Linked DNA regions of Homo sapiens: region 2 is linked to region 1. A link is a loop called in an ENCODE intact Hi-C map of the cell type or tissue named here. Cell type or tissue: OCI-LY7. All regions are shown on one strand. Links, peaks and the distances in the headings refer to the core of each region. The heading gives the core; the rest is flanking DNA.

Region 1 (5,394 bases), core at 122-5,121:
GTCATTTTGCACAGAAAGTGAAGAGGAGAGAAGAGTCAAAAAAATTCTAGGGATTGAATATTTTTTAAAAAAAAATTTTGTCATCCTGGTGAACAGGAAAATGAATTGAAGATGTAAGATGAAGGAGAGAAGTTAATACAGATGGCTTTGAGTATATTATATTTGGGATGTGCCAAAAGTAGTGCATGTGTCCACAAAACAATTTGTACAAGAATATTCACAGAACTTTAATGAGGTTTTCCCAAACTAGAAACATGTTACATATAATATTTATTTTTGCAGGTCAAATAAATATATATAACATAAATATTATATGTAACATGTTCCTTTTATTGAACAAGTAATACATGCACATGAACAAAATTCAAATAGTTCAAATTGGTACATGATGACAGAAATAAGCTTTCCTTCCATTTTGGACCCTTTGTATTCTTTGCCAGAACTAACCACTGTAAAGAGTTTCTTGTGGATCTTTCCAAAAACGTTGTATGCTTATGTAAGCTTATGTAGTTATAAAAGACATATATATATATATATATATATATATATATATGTACACACACAATTTTTACCAAAATATGTTTATTATTTTGGTGTACCTGAGAGACAGCTCCATTTAGATTTGCTTTGGTGTCTTCATGATGTCACAGCTTTTCAATGTATGAATATGCCAATACATTGTAATGTGTGTGTGTATATATACCTATATATTATATTTAACATATTTCTTATCAGTGAGCATTTAGGTTGCTTTTAATTAAAAAATTAAAATGGCAATTAGCATGTGTGTTTATACACATATATACATATGTGTATATATACTAGTGTGTGTATATGAGAGTCTATAACATAACTTTCTGAAAATGGAAGAGCTAGCTCAAAGGGAATATGAGTTTTACATTTTAAAACATAATACCAAATTGCTCCCTAAGGAGATTTTATCAGCTTCAATTCAACTACCTAGTTTCTCACATCTTTACCAATGGCTGTTATCATTGAATAATTGTTTTGCCATTCTGATAGTATAATTTCTTCAATTTTTATTTCCTTAATCATCAGTTAGGTTTAGCACTTTTAATGTGTTTTTGGCCAGTTATATTTCCTTTTCCCTGATTTCACCAATTTTCTTGTTTTTAAAGATTCATGGCCCTTTGTATATTAGGGGGCATTAATTATAATGAATTCAGTTGTTAAATATGTATACTTATCAGGAGAAGAGAATGGGTCAATGGAAGGTACATTCTTGAAGTCTCACCAGAAGGGGACAAGAGAATGAAGCAGTGTGACTATATAGTCAGGGCTCTCTTCTCAATAATTCTGAAGATATTAGGGTTTCTGTTTAATGGGTTTTCTAGCTCTGAAATGAGCCTAAATTGAAATATAATTATGATAAAAATATTCTGTCACATGAATAATAATTAAGTGGTATACATTTCATTTAATGAACAGTGGAAAAATGATGCAAAGCATTCTTAGATTTACAACAAAGCATTAGCTCTTGCTCCTAAAGTAGTGAGTTAGCTTGGCTCTCTGGTGGAAGACTCATCTTAGTCTTAGGTATTCACTTCCATCACTCCATTTCTTAAATAGATTAGCAGAGATGGAATGTTTAAAAATTTAAGCACATTTTGGAGTTTAAAAATCAGATGGTATGTTTGTTTCTCTGACAGGCTTTGCTCCATCAGGTGAGAACTATTCTTTCCCAGGTTGAGATCAGGCTTGTGGAGTACCCCAGAGACTGGAGATTTAATGTTCTCTTACCAATGGTGTTAAAAGTGGGATTTAGTGTTCTATGCTCAAATAAGGACAAAGGGCTGAGAAGCTGTGCTACCAGTAACCCTTACAGAAGTCAGGAAGTATGCATGGGCCGCCCAAGGAACATAGTGAGGTTATGAATTGAATTCTCTTCTCGTCACAAGTGGCTAGTGCCCAGCCAACCATGCAGTCCAGCAAAGAAACATTTTTTCCTCTTTGTACTTGAGTGATTGCAGCTGCCACTGTCATTTTTCACTGACCTCCAGGTGACTAAGTTTTTTACAAAGCTTCTGTGCTATACCAAGCATGACAAAAGACCCCAGCTCATGCTTTCGGAGTCTCCAGGTGCTGCCTCCTATCTCCTTATTTATAGGCTTAGCAGAAATTATAATTTAGACACCATTTGCTAGATGAGTTCAGGGTTGAAATGTCAGCCAGTAACTGAATCACTGGCCATTGGGTGCCAGATGTTTATAATCTACTGTCCTGTGGAAACTTTGTTCTTGACAGAGATCTGGTATTTTAAAAGATACGAGGTTAGTCTCCAGATAAAATCTTCTAGTGATATTCATGTTGCTATCTGTTTTTATACAAATTCTGAGGAAGTAGAAGTGCTCTAATTAGAAAAATGTGCTGCATATCTAAAGATATAAAAATAGCAAAGAGATTAAGATGATGGATCAGAGATATGTCTAAGGGAGGAAAGGATGAGTGGTACAATAAGAAGAGTTATCAATGCTTGTACTGTGTATAGGGTATCTGCTGACCCAGAAGGAAACATTTGAGATTTTTGCTGCATTTCTATAAGTTAAAGTTGGCATGATGCGTATAGTAACATCTCTAGGAATAGATTCAGGTTATGTGTCTTTAATAGTAGAGTCACAAAACTGATGCAGTCTCCTCATATGCCCTAGTAGGTGGCAATTTCAATTTATTGCATTATTAATGATGCTTACTTTGATCATTTGATTGAAGTGGTGTCTGCCATGCTTCTTCACTGTAGCATTACATCCTTTTCCTACATCCTTTTACTTTGTACTTAAAAAGTATTTTGAGGGAAGATACTTTTAAAATCAAATAAATATCTCTTTCTTCATCATATTCAATTTACTCATTTATTTATTTCTTATTTAGGTTCCCTGTTTAATTTAGTGGGTTATAATCTGTTACTATCCTTATACATTTTGATACTCAGATTCTCTCAGAGTTGGCCAGCAGGAGTCCCTTAGAGCTGGCTTCTTTGTCCTTTTTGACACTGTCCATTATTTTTTGAGTACTTCTTGAGTTTCTGCCACAACAACATATTCTAGTTTCATTTTGTGTTTTCCTCAACCTTGAAACCAGCCATTTTCCCAAGAATTCCTGGTTCCTTTACATGAGAATTATATTTAAACACTAAAGTTTGGGTACTAGGTGTGCTCATTGATTTGGAGTGTTGCTGTTTGCAGGTCCTTTCCATTGTCACATATAAATATAGTTACTTCTGCATATTTTTAAAATAAAATTTATTGAAGTATAATTTATATACCATAAGATGCACCCATTTTAAGTAGACAGTTAAATGAGTTTTGATAAATGAAAACAAGCTTGCAACTACCTCCCAAATTAAGATAGAGTACATTTCCATCACCCCAGAAAGCTCATGTTCCTTTCTAGTTATTCCTCTCCAACCCCACCTCAGGCAGATACTGATCTGATTTCTATCACATGAGTTGGTTTTATCAGTTCTAAAGTTTTATAGTAACAGAATCATATGGTATATACTGTTGTGTCTGGCTTTCTTGGCTCAGCATAATGTCAGTGAGATTTATTCACGTTATTGCACTTATCAGTAGTTTATTCCTTCTTATGGATGAATCATATTTAATTGTATGAATAAACCATGATGGGTTTATGTCGTTTTCTGTTGACAAAGTTCTGGGTTGTGTCAAGATTTTGCTATCTTAAGTGAAGTGGCCAGAAATGTATATATACGTGTGTTTTTGTGGGCCAATGTTTTCATTTCTCTTGGCTAAATACCTAAAAGTGGAAGTACTGGTTGTATGAGATGTTAACTTTATGAGAAAGTACCACACTCTTTTCCAAAATGGCATTATCAGTTTATTCATCTACCAGCAATGTATGAATTTCAGTTGCTTCACACTCAGTGAGACTTGGTAATATCAGTCTTTTTTTTTTTTTTTTTTTTTTTTTTTGAGATGAAATCTTGCTCTGTTGCCCAGGCTGGAGTGCAATGGCATGATCTTGGCTCACTGTAACCTCTGCTTCCTGGGTTCAAGTGATTCTCCTGTTTCAGCCTCCCAAGTAGCTGGGATTACAGGAGTGCACCATCATGCCCGGCTAAATTTTTTTGTATTTTTGTAGAGAAGGAGTTTCATGTTGGCCAGGGTGGTCTCAAACTCCTGACCTCAAGTGATTCACCTGCCTCGGCCTCCCAAAGTGCTGGGATTACAGGCATAAGCCACTGCGCCCAGCCAGTAATATCAGTCTTTTAAATTTTAGCTATTTGAATGGGTATGTAGTGGTGTCTTGCTATAGTTTTAATTTTTGTTGTGTTGATAACTAATGATGTGGATAATTTTTTATGTGTTTATCATTAAAATATCTTCTTTTGTTGTGTTCAAACATTTTTGACATGTTAGTGAAGCTGTTTGCTTTTTCTTATTGAATTATAAGAGTGCTTTTATGTTCTGGATGCAAGTCCCTTGTCAGACATATGTATTAAAAACATTTTCTTGGCCGGGCGTGGTGGCTCACGTCTGTAATCCCAGCACTTTGGGAGGCCGAGGCGGGCGGATCACGAGGTCAGATCCAGACCATCCTAGCTAACATGGTGAAACCCCGTCTCTACTAAAAATACAAAAAATTAGCCGGGCGTGGTGGCAGGCGCCTGTAGTCCCAGCTACTCCGGAGGCTGAGGCAGGAGAATGGCGTGAACCTGGGAGGCGGAGCTTGCAGTGAGCCGAGATAGTGCCATTGCAGTCCAGCCTGGCCGACAGAGCAAGACTCTGTCTCAAAACAAACAAAAAAAATTTTCTCCCAATCTCAAGTACCTCATCTTTCAATTTTCTCAATAGAGTCTTTCAAAAAATAAAAATATAAAAATTTGCTGGAGTTGAGCTAATCACTGCTTTCTTATAAGCATCACTTATAAAAGTGGTGCTTTTTGTGTCTAAGAATTTTTGCCAACTGAAAGTCACAATGATTTTTTCTATGTGTTTTTCTAGACATTTTATAGTTTTAGCTTTTGGGTATATATTTATAATGTATTTTGAGGGTTTACTTTTGTGCTGACAAAGAAGAAATTAGATTATATAACGCATTTGAACTTTTATGAAAGCTCTAATAAATATGTGGTATCAAGGAAGATATTATTCTTTGTAAACCAAGGGAAAGTAACTTTGGAATTAAGCCAAGATTGGGTTTCCTTAGCCTTTTGGGTGAAAATATTTTGAGAAAATGCATGTAGGAATCAAATTCTTGAGTCTTCCAGATTTAGTTTTATTCTAAAAATTCGAAGAAGTAAAAATATACTTACCCTGAAATCAGACTGATTACATATTTTTAATAATTTTACAGCCCAAAAAGAATTTTAACTGCACTGGCCCATCCTTTACATAAAGTCCTGGGGAGTGATGT
Region 2 (5,394 bases), core at 333-5,332, 200 kb before region 1:
AGTCAACCTATGAGCATTTACTGAGAATCCTCATGTACAGAGAAGTATGTGAGGTGTCATGAAGAGAAAATGGATATGGTTGCTACAGTTCCCACCCTCAAGAAACTTAAATTTTATTGATTACCACACATAAATATGGCATAATGTTAGAAAGTGATATATTATGAAAACAAATTGTATATATATATATAAATCCCATTTTCTAAAAACAAAACCAAATGCAGTCTCTGCGTACTCATGCACATGTGCAGGCTCAGAAAAGGGGTAAAATGAATACACCAATTACCCTTGGGTTGGAGGTGATGAGGGAGCAGATGGACTTACATGAGCGGGAAAAGACTGTTAATTCATACAATTCAATGTGAAGATTTGCATTTCTGACCATAAGAGTAACGGATTAGACTTATTGTTCAGCCCTATACGTACCTGAGAAACTGGATAACAGGCTGCCTTGGGCAATAATGACGGAAAGAAGGGAAACAAATAAGGTGAACCCTGCTATTTATTGCCCCAGTACTGTCTATAGAAGAGTTTCCAGGCCACAGTGCAGGGAGAGAGATCCCTAACAGAGCCTGCCGGTCTCACTGAGTTGCAGAGACAGAGCTGAGAGTGGGAGGCCAATAAGGTAGCTAGAATTTGTAGGCAGAGATTAGGAGAGAAGAGAGCTATAAAGATAGAGTGAGTGAGAGAGAGAGAGAGAGACACTTCTAGAATATATAAGGAGTTATCCCTTAAATCTTCAGCTGCATGTAAAGAAATGACCTATGGCCAGTAAAAGAAACACTGGAATGAGTCAGCAGGACAAGTCTCACAGCTCCGTAGATCTGGGAATTCCTTACACTGCCAAGAGGTAGAACAGAGAAACCTCATAATACATGGGATGCTGCAGTGAGTACTTAGAACAGTATTGTCTCAGTGGGGGAGAAAAATAAGAAAACTGAAGGCTGTCCAGGTCCTGCCTAATGAAGTTTAAAAGCAAGCCTTGAAAATATCACATTGTTTCCAGTAGCTTAACTACATTCCAGAATAAAGCTCAAAAATACTTAAGGGAATATTAATAACAAAAAACCCCAGCACCAAACAATGTAACACAATGTCTGGCATCCAATAAAAAAAATTCGGGCAGGTAAAATATGATCCATAATATCAATCAACATAAAAAGACCCATATATGACATAGGATAACATTAGCAGATGAGGATATTAAAAGAGCTATTATATATGCTCCATGTTCCAGAGATAGAGAAAAGCATGAGCATGTAAAGACACACTGGAGACATCTTAAAACTCCCAAACTGAACATCTAGAGATAAAAAATACAGTATCAGAGATAAAAATACATTGGATGGGATTAACAGATTAGACATTTCAGAAGAATAGATTAGTGAACTTGAAGACAAAACAGAAAACTTTCAAACTAAAATACAAAGAGAAAAAGACTGAAAAAAATAAAGAACGGAGCATTGGTGAATGGTAAGATACCTTCAAGGGTCATAATATTCATAAAATTAGAATTGGGGAAGGGAAATATTTGAAAAAAAAAGAACTACAATTTTCTAAATTTGATGCAAATCATAACCTACAGATCCAAAAACCTCAAAGAACCCCACGCAAAAAAAAAAGAAGAAAAATATAAAAAAGCCACATCAATCAAACTGCTTAAAACAAATGATAAAAAGAAAACCTTAAAAGGAGCCACAGAAAAAAAGACATATCACATATTGAGGAACAGAAATAATAGCAGAATTCTTGTCAAAAACAATGCAAGCCAGCAAACAGCAGACAACGTATTTCAATTATTGAAAGGAAAAACCAAAAAAAAAAAAAAACCAAAAAACCACTGATCAACCCAGATTTCTACACTTAGAGAAATTACCTTTCAAAAATGAATGCAACATAGAATCTTTTTCAGAAATATCATTTAATGTTTAGAAGTTTTTATAGTATAAGCCTGAACAATTCTTAACATTCCAAAAATTTAGCTATATTCCACAAGCAAAATAAATGTGATACAAATGAATATGGATGTGGCAGGAGTAAAGAGTAGTCAAGTTTAGGGGCATGAGGTAGAAGATATGTATGGAGACAGTATTGTTATTTTCTTTAACAGGGAGAGGCTCACCAAAGATGAAGTTCATGTGACGCCAAGTAGAAGAGAAGAAAGAGGCCTTGAATAAAAGCAGAGGAGTTAAGATGCATATGAAAGATAATGAGCCCCTGGAGGTTTTTGAACAAAGAGATGAGAAAAGTAGTAATTGAAGACTTTTTAGCAAATCATACATGATAAAAAACAAAAATATATAATCAAAATCAAACTCATAGGAAAGTTTGAAAAAATGTCATCATTGTTTCAGTTCTTTTTTTTCCACTTTGAGACAGAGTCTCCCTCTGTCGCCCAGGCTGGATTGCAGTGGAGTGATCACAGCTCACTGCAGCCTCAACCTCCTGGGTTCAGGTGATTCTCCCACCTCAGCCTCCCAAGAAACTGGGACTACAGGCATGCGCCACCATGCCTGGCTAATTTTCTGTATTTTTAGTGGAGATGGCGTGTTGCCATGTTGCCCAGGCTGGTTTCAAACTCCTGAGCTCAAGCAATCCCAAAGTGCTGTGATTACAGGAGTGAGCCATCATGCCCAGCCCCATAGTTTTGGTACTGATGGGAGACATCTATCTTCCTTAGGCACAAGGACTTCTCCATTTAAAGATCAAAGGGATACACATCTGAATAAGACCCATCTCTGCCTGCTCCCCACCCCTTATCATTTCCTCTGGCTCATTCCAGCATCTTCATAAATTGTTGCTAACTAAAACAAAGATTCCATAATTAGATGCTAGAGCAATTCTTCATGTAAGAAAAAACAGAAGTTTCCCAAGATGAAAGTTGGTGAGATGATCTTCAGATGAATTTTCATCTCTAATATCCTATAATTTAATGCACGTTGGTTTTCAGCTTTTTTCTTTTTTTACCTCTTGCCTACAGAGTAGAAATCTGGGAACAAAGGCTCTCCATCATCTGGTGAATTGAAAAAAGCTTCATAAAAATAAGAAATTACAAGGTCCCTTTTAGACTTTCTTAATAAAGTGTCTAAACAATTCAATTAAAAATGCAATGACAAAAATCAGAAAAGTACTCACCGTTACAATCACCAAAAGGAACCTAGAACTACTGAGAATTTTCTAAAGTCAGTAGAGTAAGGCCAATAACACTACCTAAAATAACCACAAGAGGGTAGTATAAGACATTCTAAACTTCTACATCTCTTTTATACAGGAGAGCTCTGTGACTTGGCAACCACCCATTTAAAAAATGTTTTTTAAAAATACCTTGGTAATCATTTTACCTTATCTTGCTCCACACCAGGCTCTCTGTACACAGTCCATTTCTGCCCATCATCACTGTACAGGATTCTGTAGGCAGACACATAGTAATTGTGCTCCACCATGGTGGATCCAGTGGTTATAATGCCTGGGGAATGAAGAGTTGCTTTCATTAATGCACATGGTCTGATTCCCTAAGTTTGTTCAGCATCAAAGTATAAACACTTGAAATGCACAGCTCGAACATTTCTAATTATGGCTCATTTCCATATCCAAGTGCACGTTTTTGTCATAACAATTACTAAATCCTTGGCCTTATTCCCTTGGAGAGAGAGGAAGGATTATGGGTGGGCATTAATTAAGTAAAGAACTATTCTGTTTTGGTGTCTTGTGTTTATAACGTCGTAAAATAGATTTTGACTACTGGGTAAGATGACTTCCTGGGAATGAACAGATTAAAGATGATTATTGGTATTATTTACAGTACCAAAACAAAATAAATATTTTAACAAAATTAAACCAATCCCAACCAATTATTCCGACCATTTGCTAAGTTCCCCTAAATTAAATTTATACTCTCCACATGTGGAAAATTAATGATCTCATCATTTAAAATGGACTCCTTTAACATAAATTTCTCTTAATGACTGTAGGAGACCGTTATTTTAGATGTCTCAAGACCACTTTACTGAAACACTACCTTAAAAAAAGAGTCTCATTACAATGGAAACAAAAAGCTATTACGAATTAAATACTGTGATGGTTAATACTGAGTGTCAACTTGATTGAAGGATGAAAAGTATTGTTCCCAGGTGTGTCTGTGAGGGTGTTGCTAGAGGAGATTAACATTTGAGTCAGTGGACTAGGACACGCAGACCCACCCTCAATCTGGGTCGGCACCATTTAATCTGCATCAGCACGGCCAGAATAAAAACAGGCAGAAGAAAATGTGAAAAGACTAAACTGGCTTAAGTCTCCCAGCCTACATCTTTCTCCCATGCTGGATGCTTCCTGCCCTTGAACATCAGACTCCAAGTTCTTAGCTTTGGGACTTCTGGACCTTTGACCATAGACTAAAAGCTGCACTGTTGGCTTCCCTACTTTTGAGGTTTTGGGACTCGGAATGGCTTCCTTGCTCCTCAGCTTGCAGATGGCCTACTGTGGGACTTCACTTTGTGATCATGTGAGTCGATACACCTTAATAAACTCCCCTTTATATATACATCTGTCCTATCAGTTGTGTCCTTTTAGAGAACCCTGACCAACACAAATAACTCCTTTTCTCTGCCATGTTTCATAAAATGTGTCTCTAGTAATATTAACATCAGTGAAGAAAATATAAAACCATATAATTACAATTTTAATGCCTTAATTTTCTCTGAAAATCTTAGATGTTACTAGTTTTTCAAATAAAATAAGTGTTACAAATTGCTTTAGAAAATTTTTGTCTCTTAACCTGTTATTTTCTTTTCCTTATTCAAATCTATTTGTAACCACTGGTATTCATCAGTGGCAAAAGCAGCCCAAGGCGGTCCAGGTTTTTTCAGCCTGGCTTTTTTGGGTTTCCAACTGTTCTCTTGCCCTGTGTGGTCAGTCCACTCCAGCACAGATGATGCTGTTATTTGAGGATCCGCGATCACACCAGACTCCATCCCCAGTGTTCCATAACATCCTGAAACAAAGAAAAGACTAAATTTGGTTTCCAGGTATAATTTCAAAATGCATGTAGACCTGCTCACTGAAAACTTTCTATTCCATCTTTAATTAACATACACTACACTAATAATACACTGTAACAGAGAAATTTCAAAACTAGGCAAGTGTTTCTTGGGCATATGTCTTTGTGTATCATTAGGAAACCTACAAACATGCTCATTTATAAGCATGACTGTTAGTTTAATGGAGATACATTATCTTCTCCCTGGGACACTCTTCCCAAATAACTGAGTAACTCACTCCTTTACCTCCTTCAGGTTTTTGGCCTATGTTGCATTCTCCCTGAGGTCTTCCCTGGGAGGAAGGCCCTTCCCAACTTCAATCCAGTCCTCCTTATTTTCCTACATCTTTTATCATATT

What was found. A loop is a pair of places that touch in the nucleus more often than their neighbours do. Peaks named below come from ENCODE experiments on the same cell type or tissue, not always from the same donor. Only the 100,000 strongest peaks of a DNase experiment are listed, where the experiment ranks them.
Region 2: a loop joins it to region 1, with 2.6 times the contacts of the local background. A loop is called at or near these places in 1 of 110 quality-filtered maps.

What each region holds. Positions count from the first base shown.
Region 1 is chr3:99,010,324-99,015,717 of GRCh38, forward strand. No RefSeq gene overlaps it. Among named protein-coding and RNA genes, the nearest start is that of LINC00973, 98 kb to the left of the region's middle. In OCI-LY7, for the core only: CTCF peaks have their summits at 2,167, 2,957 and 3,161; DNase peaks (open chromatin) are centred at 1,928 and 2,978; H3K4me3 peaks cover 2,541 bases; H3K27ac peaks cover 3,632 bases.
Region 2 is chr3:98,814,428-98,819,821 of GRCh38, forward strand. It overlaps DCBLD2 (discoidin, CUB and LCCL domain containing 2), which reads right to left. Exons shown (of 16, transcript NM_080927.4): 8 at 4,775-4,990; 9 at 3,342-3,466. Among named protein-coding and RNA genes, the nearest start is that of ST3GAL6, 54 kb to the left of the region's middle. In OCI-LY7, for the core only: CTCF peaks have their summits at 3,201 (motif pointing right) and 3,415; a DNase peak (open chromatin) is centred at 3,224.